3 separate regions of the Homo sapiens genome follow, and all the other regions are linked to region 2. The links are chromatin contacts, found by Hi-C or POLR2A ChIA-PET in ENCODE. All regions are on one chromosome and are shown on one strand. Each heading gives the region's core, a stretch centred on a gene start or an enhancer-like site at or near the end of the contact. The rest is flanking DNA. Distances are from core to core; before and after follow the strand shown. Region 1 holds the start of NHEG1 (neuroblastoma highly expressed DDX5 stabilizing lncRNA 1). Region 2 holds the start of SLC35D3 (solute carrier family 35 member D3). Region 3 holds the start of IL20RA (interleukin 20 receptor subunit alpha).

Region 1 (3,800 bases), core at 244-2,743, 71 kb before region 2:
ATTATAGTTAAGTATAATTAAGGTGTTTCTTGACTGGGCACAGTGGCTCATGCCTGCAATCCTAGCACTTTGGGAGGCCTGAGGCGGGAGGATCACTTGAGCCTAGGAGTTCGAGACCAGCCTGGGCAACTAACAAGACCCTGTCTCTACTTAAAATTCAAAAACATTAACCTGTGTTAATGTTTTTGGTGTGGTGACAAGTATCTGCGGTCCCAGCTACTCAAGAGGCCAAGGCAGCAGGATGGCTTGAGCCCAGGGGTCAAGGCTGCAGTGAGCCGTGATGGCGCCAATGCATTCCAACCTAGGCAGCAAAGCAAGACCCTGTCTCAAAAAAAAAGTTTCTTGTTAGCAACCCACATCAACTAAACCCTAGGCTCAAATACCAGGAGTGTTGTGTTCATTTTGAGCAGCACCTTTAACAAGGGCTTTAGCCAACCAGAAAACAACTTTAAAAAGTCTCAAAGCCAAGACTTAAGGGGAAGTGCAGAGAGAAAGAATCCAGGACTTAGTGAACCCCTGGTAACCATATGCAAAGGACTTTCTTGCAAACGAGGACATTAGATATATATGTCTGTTGCTTCAGAGAATAAAATTAGGACACATATTTGGGAGTCTCTGGAAGACAGAGTTCAGTTCTGAGTAAGGGAGGGTCTTCTATAATTAAGTGGCAGCTCCGAGGTACTGAGTTTCCTGTCACTGGAAAGGTTCAAGTACAGGCTGGTTTCTGCTACAGCTTTTGTAGACGGATTCCTCCACAGGGTTGGGATTTGGGATAGATGAGATCTAAGGTCCCTTTCACTTCTAAATGCCTAATATGAAATATGAAAAAACAATATTTGAAATCTTTTTTTTTTTTTTTTGAGACGGAGTCTCACTATGTCACCCAGGCTGCAGTGCAGTGGCGCGATCTCGGCTCACTGCAACCTCCACCTCCCATGTTCAAGCGATTCTCCTGCCTCAGCCTCCCGAGTAGCTGGGACTATAGGTTAATACCACCACACCCGGCTAATGTTTTCTATTTTTAGTAGAGACAGGGCTTCACCGTGTTAGCCAGGTTAGTCTCGATCTCCTGACCTCATGATCCGCCTGCCTCGGCCTCCCAAAGTGCTGGGATTACAGGCATGAGCCACTGCACCCGCCCTGAAATTACTTTTCTTTCCTTTCCTTTTTCTTCCACACAATTGACTAGCTTGCAACTCATTCTCTATTTTTCAAATACTGCCATAGACATGCCCTTTGTGTACAGCGAAGAGGAGCCAAGTAATACTCATCTGATATAGTTTGGCTGTGTCCCCATTCAAATCTCAACTTCAATTGTATCTCCCAGAATTCCCATGTGTTGTGGGAAGGACCCGGGGGAGGTAATTGAATTATGGGGGCTGGTCCTTTCCGTGCTATTCTCGTGATAGTGAATAAGTCTCTTGAGATCTGATGGGTTTATCAGGGGTTTCCACTTTTGCTTCCTCCTCATTTTTCTCTTGCTACCACCATGTAAGAAGTGTCTTTCGCCTCCTGCCATGATTCTGAGGTCTCCCCAGCCATGTGGAACTGTAAGTACAATTAAACCTCTTTTTGGGTATGTCTTTATCAGCAGCGTAAAAACAGACAAATATACCATCCTTGAATGGGACACACAGGAGCCCAGAAGTTCCTCCCTGAGGAGTCAGCACCAGACTGACACCTCTGAGTTCTCATCCTTACAAAAAATAAGTTCCAGTCTAGAAATGTCATCTTCCCCTCTCCCTTCTTCATGGCCATGATGCTTAAGCAAGTCCTTTTTACCTCCTTCTTTTTTCCTTAATGAAGTTTTTGGGTTGCCAGAAAAGGAAATACTGTACAAATGAGACTCAAAAGCTAACTTATTTCCGTAAATCTCTTTCTGACTCCTAGATATGTTCCCAGTACCTGAAACAGTACTGATCATATAGTAGTTACTCAATGAAATATTTGCTGATAGAATGTTTCAATAAAGGAATCTTTAAATTTATATTAATTAGTCCTCAAAGATAGACCCACACAATAGTTAACTGATCTCTGACAAAGGCCCAAGGCAATTCGATGGAGAAAGGGTTGAGCATTCACCAAATGGTGCTGGAACAATTGGATAGATAATGCCAAAAAAAAAAAAAAAAGAATATAGACAAAGACCTACCTTTCACAAAAATTAACTCAAAATAGATCACAGACTAAATGTGAAGTTCAAAACTATAAAACTTCCAAAAGAAAAACATATAGCAGAAAATCTAAATGATCTTGGGTTGGCAATGAGTTGTTAGTTACAACACCAAATACATTATCCAAAACGCGGTTCTGGCCAAAGGAAGAGCAAGTGCTCAGTCTCTGAGATGCACATGCACTTGTACTTTGAAGAGAAGGTCAGAAAGCAGGCAGCTGATCATAGAGAGGCAGGAGGAGCCTGGGAGAAGATCTGGGCAGGAGGCAGACAGAGGCCAGATCACAGAAGCCTGATGGTTCCTGTAAGGAGTTTGAGTCACACTTTAATGGCAATGGGGAGCCACTAGAGAGTTTTAAGCAGGAAACCGATATGACTTGATACAGTTAATAAATGTCTATTCAATCTAAATCTGAATGACCCTTTGATGGTGGCTCAGTGGGCACCTTCAACTTTTGAAGAGAGAATATGAAAGAAGAAAATGAGTTCTTTTGTTTGGGAGGTGGGGTTGGTTTTGTTTTTTATTTTTATTTGTTTTTGTTTTGCTGGGAGTTTGGAATAAAGCATTGAGTCTGGGGAATACTAACTTTAAGATACTTGCACTATTATCATGGGAAGATGCCAAGGAATATATGGGAATACACATCAAAAAAATGGGGGAAAGGATAGCTCTTAAGGATGAATCATTCTCATAAATAGAATCAGAGGACAAACTAGCTAAGGGAGAGCATAGACTACAAAGAAGGGTAGTCAAGAATAGAATTCTGCCTAGATTTGTGAGCATTTAAAGAGAAGGCAGAGGAAGGATGTTGAAAGATAAGGGGAAATGTGGAAATCATAAAGGCCACTTTGGCCAAGCTCCATATAGTCTCTAGTAAAGGAATAGAAAACCCAAAGTGAGAAATTTTCAGAGAGATTGTAACTAGAATGAAGACTCGAGTCAGAGGAACTAATATGAAGAACCCAGTAGAGGCAATACTATCTTCTGTATCAGCAAAATCAGCTCCCATTGAAGGCAGCAGGTTGAAGCCATAAGTAAAAGCTCTGGTCAAAATGAAATTGGGTCCCAGAAAATTTATCTTATAAAAATAATTGGGCAAATGCACAAGAATATAAGATGTTCATTGCTGTATTTCCAATTGCAAAAATTTTTCAGTAATTTGCATCTCCAACAATAAAGAATTAATTGAATTGATTTTATTACATCTGTATGGGCAAAATTAAGTAGCCATTAGAATAAAGGAGAGTATTCATACTTTATTTAGCAGAAAAATGTTTTTAAAATGGAATGTATCATATTTTTATAAATATGTATACATTTTTATATATTCATATTTATAAATATGTATACATTTTTATATATTCATATTTATAAATATGTACATATAAGTGCATAGTTTTTATTTCTGCTTACCTGTTTTCGGTTTTCATAATGGATATATATTACTTGTGACATTTTAAAAGTATTTTTAAAAGAAAAATGTGGAAATTCTATTATGAGCACATTTACTCTGTTACTGGCACCACCCTCAGGATCAGAGAGGCCTCTAGGCTATTGTATTTTAAAGACCAAAGCCTCAAAGAGAAAGTAATTAGGATGGAATGGTGAGAATTCAATGAACAATAT
Region 2 (3,968 bases), core at 695-3,194:
TGGTGGCGATGCTCTTCACCACACCCACGAAGCTGGTGGTCACGGCCGAATTGATGTAGGTGCAGTGCAGCGTGGTGAAGTTCATGGCGCAGCCGATCAGGATGCAGGCCACGAAGATGCAGACCATGGCCGGGTCCTTCCAGCCCGGGAAGGTCCAGGCGTGGATGGAGTCGGTGCTGGCGAAGGAGCAGATGACCAGCAGCGGGGTGGCAGAGACGGCGATGACGTACTGCGCGGTGAGCGGCCCGTGCTCGGTGTCTGCGCTGGCCTTCTGGATGAGCACCAGGTAGGCAGCGTGCACCAGCACCGCCAGCACTCCCGTGACGTACCCGATGGGGTCGCCCGTCAGGTCGCCGGCTCCTGCGGCGCACGAGGAGGACGGCCGAGCCCGGGCGGGAAGGAAAAAGAGAGAAGACAGCAGGTTGGCGTGGGCGGGGACCCACGGGGAAAACGCGTCGGGTAGGAAAGGAGACTGGGTTCGCGCCCCAGCTCTGCCCACCGGATTCCTGAGTGACAGACGCCCGCCGTCCCTCGGCCACCCGTGTCAAATGCGACAGCCAAACTCAGTGCTCAGAGCGCCTTCCCGCCATATCCCCGGGTCACTCCATCTTCCTCTGTCCAAGACAAAGGCCCCGGAGAGCGCAGATGCCCTCGGGGCAGGTGCTGTGGCTTCCCCGAGCTGGCACCGAGGTCACTTGGGCGCGTGGTACCTGCACCCCGGAGCCCCTGCCCCGTGGGGCACCAAAGGGAGAGGGAGCCCCAGCCAGTGGCCTGCAACCCGGAGCGGGCCAGGCGCGGGGGAGAACGCCTGTTCTGGCCCCCAGTGAAGCTTCCCCCTGCCCAGGCTCTCGTCTCGCTCAGCACCTGGGTCGTCTGCCCCAGGGCCGCAGCCCCCTGCGCAGCACGAGACACCCCGCAGTAGCCCCGGGAACCCTCAGCTTCGCCCCCATCCCCCACCTCCATTCCAGCCCCTCGTGACCCAAGGAAGTTCACGGCCCCCTCCTTCCGGCTTGGTCCAGGCTTGGAGGACTCCAGCTCCCAGGCTCAGGCGGCCCTCCCACCTCTCCCGGAGAATGGGGTGACAGGGGAAGACCAGGAGAGGGGGCGACAGGAAGGGCGATGCCGGGTGAAGCATGGGCGAGGGTCGGAAGCCAGGACATTAGGGGGCAGGGGGACTTGGTGGGGCGCTGGGGAGCTCTCTGGGTCTCGGAAGTCCCTTTTGCGAGCTGAGCGACCACTCTCAAAGCTCTCCGGCTCTCTCTGCCTCAGTCTCCCCATCTGGAAGTGAGGTCGTTGAACTCAGTGATCCCCGCGGTCTCTGCCCGACGGAGCGGGGTGGGTGGGGTCGGCTGGGGGTCGGCGCGGGGGCCCGCTCACCTGCCAGGGCGGCGCCGCAGGTGGTGATGAGCACCGCCGCCAGCACCCCTGGCGAGGGCGCGCCGTTCTTGAGCACCAGGACGCCGATGAGCATGGTGACCAGGGGCAGGCAGCGCTTGAAGACCACGTACATGGGCAGGCTGAGGCCGCGCAGGGACCAGAGCGTGAGGCTGGACTGCAGCGTGGAGAGCACCGCGACCCCCGCGAAGGAGCGCGCCAGGCTCAGACCGAAGGGGGGCACGGCGATGAGCCCGAGGCGCCGCAGCAGCTCCAGGCTCAGCGCCGCGGTGGAGCTGGTCAGGCACTGCACCAGGGTCAGGAAGGAGAACTGGTAGCGGCTGATGAGGAACTTGAGCAAGATGTTGAGGGAGCCCGAGAAGACCCCGTGCGCGATGGCCACCGAGATGCCCAGCACGCGGCCCCGGCACAGCTGCCGCATCGCGCCGGCCTCGCCGCACCCAGCGGTGGCGGAGCTCCGCGACCTGCGCGCGAGGAGCCGGGAGCAGCGGAGTGAGGGCGGCGGGGGCGCCCGCCCAGCGCGGCGGCGAAGGGCAGGGGGCGCCGGCTCGGCTGCAGAGGGCAGCTCCGGCCAGGCGTTCTTGCGGTTAGGCAGCTCTGCGTCCGACTGCCCCGCAGCTCCGGGGAGGCAGTGACGAGGGCGGGGGACTCCGAAAAGTGGCAGAGGTGGCGGGGGGGCCGGTCTGAGAGGAGTGGCGGGAATCCTAGCGACAGCTATTTGTAAGTGGGTGATGAGCCGCGGTGGGTTGTGTCCCGCGCGGTTTCACCGTCAGGGAAGACGCTCTGCGGAGGGAAGCGGGCGGCTGGGCGCCCCGGGGCGGCTGCCGCAGGGCGGGACGGGGGCTCTTGGGGCGCGGCGCCCCTCTCCCCCCACAGAGCCAGCGGCTCTCGCTTGCCCCTTCCTCCTGGCCGAGGGGCTTGGGTTGGAGGGATCGGGACACAGCTAAAGATTTTAGAAACAGCGCATCAGGATCGAGCGCCGTTTATTGGTCGCAACAAGTGACGGCGCCCCCAGCCCCCTCGCCCCGGCGCTGCAGCGGCTTTTTCCACCCACTGTCCCTCCCGGTGCAGCGGCGGGACCTCGTCCAGCTGCCCGCCAGGGAAGCGAAAACCGTCGGTGCCGGCGGGCCCCCGAAGCTCCCGATCCCGGCGACGACGCCCGGGCATCGGAGGAGGAACCCGCGGCCCGGGGCGCTGTCCAGGGGGTGCCTCGGAGCCCGGAAGCTGGCTCCTTCCGGTGCCAGGCCACGCGCACCGCTCTCCGCACGCCTTCCAGAGAGGGTCCCGGGATTATGCGCGCGGCTCCGGGGAAGCTTTCAGGGGGTTCAGTGGTCTCGCCCAGCAGCGGGGCCTGGTGGCGGGGACACATTCGAACTGAGGCAAAGATGAAAATAAGCAAACGCGCAGAAACGAAGTCACTAACACGAGTAGCCACCACCAGGAACCGAGGAGCTCGGGGGCGACGCTTCCCGAAGCGTGGGAGGGGAGGCTGGCTGCGCTCGCAGAATGGGAGAGTAGAGGGGGAGGGGGCGGGAACCCGGGGCCCCTCACCCTGCAGGGAGACTCCGCGTGGCGTTCTCCGGATCCCAGGGAACTGATCCCAGGGAACCCTCACCCTGCGGGACCGTCGTGGGTTGCTTTCGGAAGCAGGACAACCGGCAGGCGGAGGGCGGGGAGAGTCACCACCTCCCTGGGCCAGGGTTCACACCTTTGCACCACAGGACTTGTGAACTGTGTGTTTCCTATATGACTAAGAGAAAAAGGGAATTCTAATTTTGGAGAGGGAGTAAGGCTTCGGTAACTCTTTGTTCTGAATTCAGTTCCCTGGAAAGTAACTCGCGCGGACCTGTAGTTAAATCAGCAGCAGCCAAGGGTTTCGCTCAGCCGAGGTAACCGTTAAGCGCCAGACAGTTTGGTTTTCAGGCGATTTGAAATTTGTGGCCTTGGCCAGGGTTTGGCTATAAGGGAAAGGTTCGAGATCGCTGCGCTCCAGCACCCCTTTCGTTCACCACCAGCAGTTTATTTCTCTTAGCCCCGGGAATCGTAACCTCCTAACCTTTTAGCGCTGCATCACGTTGCCTTAATAGACAGGATCCATTTCTCTCGTGGTTCTTCTGTTTTCTGCCTCTTACTTCCACCTCTGTGCTGAACGCGACACTTCAGCCAAAGTGCTGAAGTCGTGATTTACCGCAACAGAGGAAGAAAAAAAAATTACAGCAGGGATCAGCAGCATCACAGCAGCCCTTCATTTGGGCCAGCATTTGGGGCTCTGGATGCTCACTTTGGTGAGCTCTAGAGAGCTCGGGGTCAACCAGTCCACCAGCTTATGTGCCCGGTGCCTAGGAGGGCCACGTCCCTGCTCCCGACAGGTGGGCACTCAAAAAAAGTTTGTGAATGGCCCAGGGTGCCAACTTTCCAGGAATAGCTGGAAAGCATTATACTGAAACACGTGCTTCCGGTTCTCTGGGGAGCCCTTGGTTTTTGTTGCTAAAACTTGTGGTTACACACTATTGGCTGTTTAAGTGACTCTGTTTTTGTAGAGTTAATGTTATTTAGGAAATAATGAAGTCTGA
Region 3 (3,941 bases), core at 561-3,060, 120 kb before region 2:
TTTAAGGGCAAAAGAGATGGAACACATCTGAGGTAAATCGTGTATCTATCTTCAGGCTGTGCCCAACCTTTAGAACCACCTAGAAAGGTACAAAGCTGAGAGCCTCTCTCAGATTTTTCATATAGTATTTCAAGACTCACCTCTTAATTGCACCCTTCCCCCCTCCCATTATAAAGAGCATGGAACCTAGGACCCACCGCCTTGTGTGGAAGTCCACACACCACTGGTCACAGGCCACTCACAGGTTTGGGGGACTTCATGATGATTCCTAGACTTTCTGAGTTTCCCTTGCCTCATCTGAAAAAAGGGCCAGGACCTAACTGCAGGTTGTGAGAGTTGAATGAAATCAAATAACAACTTTTCAGTCAGTGACAGACTGCATATACAAAGGTGGTCTCATACGATTATAATAGAGCTGAAAAAATTCCTATTGTCTCTAAAGACCTTCCAGGAGGACAGGATGTGAGGTGGCATCAGTGGCACTGACAATCCTGACCCTGTGCAGGCCTAGGCTAATGTGTGTGGTTGTGCCTTAGTTTATAACAAAAAAGTTTAAAAAGTAAAGAAAAAATAAAGAAAAAGAAAAATTTAAAAATAGAAAAAGCTTATAGAAAGAATACAAAGAAAAAATATTTTCATACTGCTGCACAATGTGTTTGTGTTTTAAGTCAAACGTTATTACAAGTCAAAAAGTTTAGGTCGGGTGTCGTGGTTCACGCCTGTAATCCCAGCACTTTGGGAGGCCAAGGAGGGTAGATCACCGGAGGTCAGGAGCTCGAGACCGGCCTGGCCAACATGGCGAAACCCAGTCTGTACTAAAAATACAAACAAATTAGCCGGGCGTGGGGGCACACACATGTAATCCCAGCTACTCTGGAGGGTGAGACAGGACAATCATCAAAACCGGAAGGCAGAGGTTGCAGTGAGCCGAGATCGCACCACTGCACTCCAGCCTGGGCTACAGAGCAATGCTCCATCTCAAAAATAAATAAATAAATAAAGTTTAAAAGATTTAAAAGTAGAAAGTAAAAAATCATAGTAAGCTAAGGTTAATTTATTATTATTGAAGAAATAATTTTTTAATAAATTTAGCATAGCCTAAGTGTAATACAGTGTTTATACAGCCTATAGTAGTACACAGTGATGTCCTAGGCCTTCACATTGACTCACCACTCACAGACTCAGCCAGAGCGACTTCCAGTCCTGCAAGCTCCATTCATGGAAAGTGCCCTATACAGGTGTACCATTTTTAAAATCTTTCATACTGTACTTTTGCTGTACCTTTTCTACGTTCAGACATGTTTAGATACACAAATATTTACCATTGTGTTACAATTGCTTGCAGTATTCAGTATGGTCACTTGCCGTACAGGTTTGTAGCCTAGGAGCAAACAACAGCCTGTACCATATAGCGTAGGCGTGTAAGAGGCTATACCATATAGGTGTGAGTACACTCTAAGATGTTCACACAAGAAACTCGCCTAAGACATTTCTCAGGAGGTAATCCTGTCATCTTAAATGATGCATGACTGTAAGATCTACGGCTGAGTGCCTAACTGTATATCGAGAAATAACGCTCTATTTCATCCGTCTTCCGATATTGAACTTTAACTGACCATCAGACCGGCCTGAATACCAGAATCTCTTTGCAATGCACTCGCCTCGCTCATTACCAGAAGGAGGTTTTACCTGCCTAGTGACCTGGTTGGTCTGGGCATGAACCCCGAGAGGTGGAAACTCTCAGACTCTCAGGACTGACAGCCGAGTGGCTGGGGACTATAAATCCGCGAGAACTGCCCTCGCGCTGCCATCCAGCTGGGTAGCCGGGGGAGCGCGCGTGGGGGCTCCGCGAGTCGCTCGCCCTTGGTTTCTGGGGAAGCCTGGGGGACGCGGCTGTGGCGGAGGCGCCCTGGGACTCAGGTCGCCTGGAGCGTGGCACGCAGAGCCCCAGGCGCGGAGCTGAGGCCGCGCGGCCGCGCTTGGCCCCAGCGGGCGTGGGACTGAGCAGTCTGCTGCCCCCCGACATGTGACCCAGCCCCGCCGCCCATGCGGGCTCCCGGCCGCCCGGCCCTGCGGCCGCTGCCGCTGCCGCCGCTGCTGCTGTTGCTCCTGGCGGCGCCTTGGGGACGGGCAGGTAGGTGGGTCGCGCCGCCAGGTGCGGGTCGGGGATGCCTCCAGGCCGGGGCCCCGCCAGGCAGAGCTCGAGGCCGAGCTCTCCCCTCCTGCCCGCCGGCCAGGTTTCGCTTTCGGGCGGGCAGAGGACGAGGTGCGCGGAGGCCGGAGCTTCCAGCCCCGGGGCTGCAGGGAGCCCGGGGGACACTCGCCGTCGCCTCGCGCACCTTGGCTCGGGGTCAAGTTTGCAGGACTCCGCGCTCCGCACTTTCGGTCTCGAGAATTGAGGTGGGGTGGGGGGAGTTCGGTGGGGGGTGCGCTCTGCGCGGTGCCCACAGCCTATGACTTGCGGTCGGGGACGGTTACCATGCGGGGCCCCTCGCCGGCCAGTCCCAGGTTCCCGCCACCACCGCCGCGGCCGCGCGGAGGGGCCCCTGTGGATGCCGCGTCTCGGCCGCCGGGCCCCGCAGTCCTGCAAGCCGCGCGTCGCGAGATCCGCGCTTTAAAAGCCAAACTCCCCGAAAGGGTCAGCCCCGAAGGAACATGATCCAGAAAGACGCAGCTTCTTAAAGTAAGCTCCCCCTGTCCTGGGTACGCCGTTGTTTCCTTTGCAGTTATGACCATGTACAGATAGTGCTCTTTGATTTTTCAGAAATAACAAAACTTTTAACTCGTTTACGACATAAGGTAACTGAAGAGCTCTTTCGTTTTGTTTGGTTTTTAAGTTTAAATTCTCTACCAATTGGAATCCAGTAAACCAGAATGATTCATTAACCTGATTGCTTTTTTTCCCTGTATTTCTCGTACATGAGAAAAAGATTTTTTAAAAAAACAAAAAAGATATCCGGGATCCCTTTTTAAAAAAATTATTTTAAAAAACAACAACAAAGCTTCTCCAAATACTGTGCTTTGTAGACACTTCGTTCAGGCCCCGCTGTCTTTTAACCCAGAACTGAACAGTAAGAGTGAATGCAGGAAGAAAGTTGACGGTGAATCTGGAGTCCTTGGTAGTTAAAGAAAAAGTTAAATTCAATATAGTTACAACAATAAGAAAAGTATGCACACAGATCTTGGAGAGATTTTGAACGATAGCTATTATACATAAAATATTTTATCTTTTAAATTTATCAGAAATTATAGTTATTTTTCCTTTTAATATTCCCGGGTAGACTGAATGGGAAGAAACGACTGACGTGCAAATATTGAGCCTTCAACTAACAGACAGAAATTTGTTTTTATTTTTAATCGAAGAGAGAAGCTGGGCGCTGTGGCTCACACCTGTAATCCTAACACTTTGAGAGACAGAGACATAGGCAGGAGGATGGCTTGAGGTCAGGAGTTTCAGACCAGCCTGGGCAACATACGGAGACCCCTGTCTATACTAAACATTAAAAAAATAAAAATAAAAAACTAGCCAGACGTGGTGGCAAAAACCTGTAGTCCTAGCTACTCCGTGTGCCCAGGAGTTCCAGACTGCAGTGAGTTATGATCACGCCACTGCACTCCAGTCTGGCCAAGGGTGAGACCCTGTCTTTGGGGAAAAAACCAAAAACAAAGAAAGTGAGAGAGAGAAATAAAATTGTTGGGTGCTGACATTACCAGGTAGTAATGTTCTTGACTTCAAAATAAAATTTACAAAACAAAACAGTAAGAAATCTTTTCTGACCCAAGAGACCTTGATACTACTTTCTTAGCTCTTCTTAGGGTATTCCCGTCCTCTCCTGGGTCTTTGGGCTAAGGTCTAAGGACTGCTGGGAAGACCACCTTAGAAGATGTATGTAGTTACCTGGATACTACCTGCTCGTAATTGAAGGATTATCTACAATGTC

What was found. A loop is a pair of places that touch in the nucleus more often than their neighbours do. ChIA-PET counts read pairs that join two places held with the same protein, here RNA polymerase II (POLR2A). Pooled maps may share reads with other maps.
Region 1: POLR2A ChIA-PET joins it to region 2 with 48 read pairs in SK-N-SH. The contact joins the promoter of NHEG1 here to the promoter of SLC35D3 in region 2. POLR2A ChIA-PET finds 5 or more read pairs at or near these places in 2 of 52 experiments (SK-N-SH and WTC11).
Region 3: a pooled map shows a loop between it and region 2 (2.2-fold over the local background). The contact joins the promoter of IL20RA here to the promoter of SLC35D3 in region 2. A Hi-C loop is called at or near these places in 1 of 50 pooled maps. POLR2A ChIA-PET finds 5 or more read pairs at or near these places in 3 of 52 experiments (H1, SK-N-SH and activated CD4-positive, alpha-beta T cell).

The regions. Positions count from the first base shown.
Region 1 is chr6:136,990,924-136,994,723 of GRCh38, reverse strand. NHEG1 (neuroblastoma highly expressed DDX5 stabilizing lncRNA 1) reads left to right here and starts at 1,493. Exons shown (of 3, transcript NR_027994.1): 1 at 1,493-1,550. RefSeq lists an enhancer at 3,530-3,800.
Region 2 is chr6:136,920,277-136,924,244 of GRCh38, reverse strand. SLC35D3 (solute carrier family 35 member D3) reads right to left here and starts at 1,944. Exons shown (of 2, transcript NM_001008783.3): 1 at 1,378-1,944; 2 at 1-360. The coding sequence starts at 1,816. RefSeq lists an enhancer at 2,416-2,922.
Region 3 is chr6:137,042,834-137,046,774 of GRCh38, reverse strand. It overlaps IL20RA (interleukin 20 receptor subunit alpha), which reads left to right and starts at 1,810. Exons shown (of 7, transcript NM_014432.4): 1 at 1,810-2,134. The coding sequence starts at 2,047. RefSeq lists silencers at 1,998-2,057, 2,088-2,197, 2,268-2,317.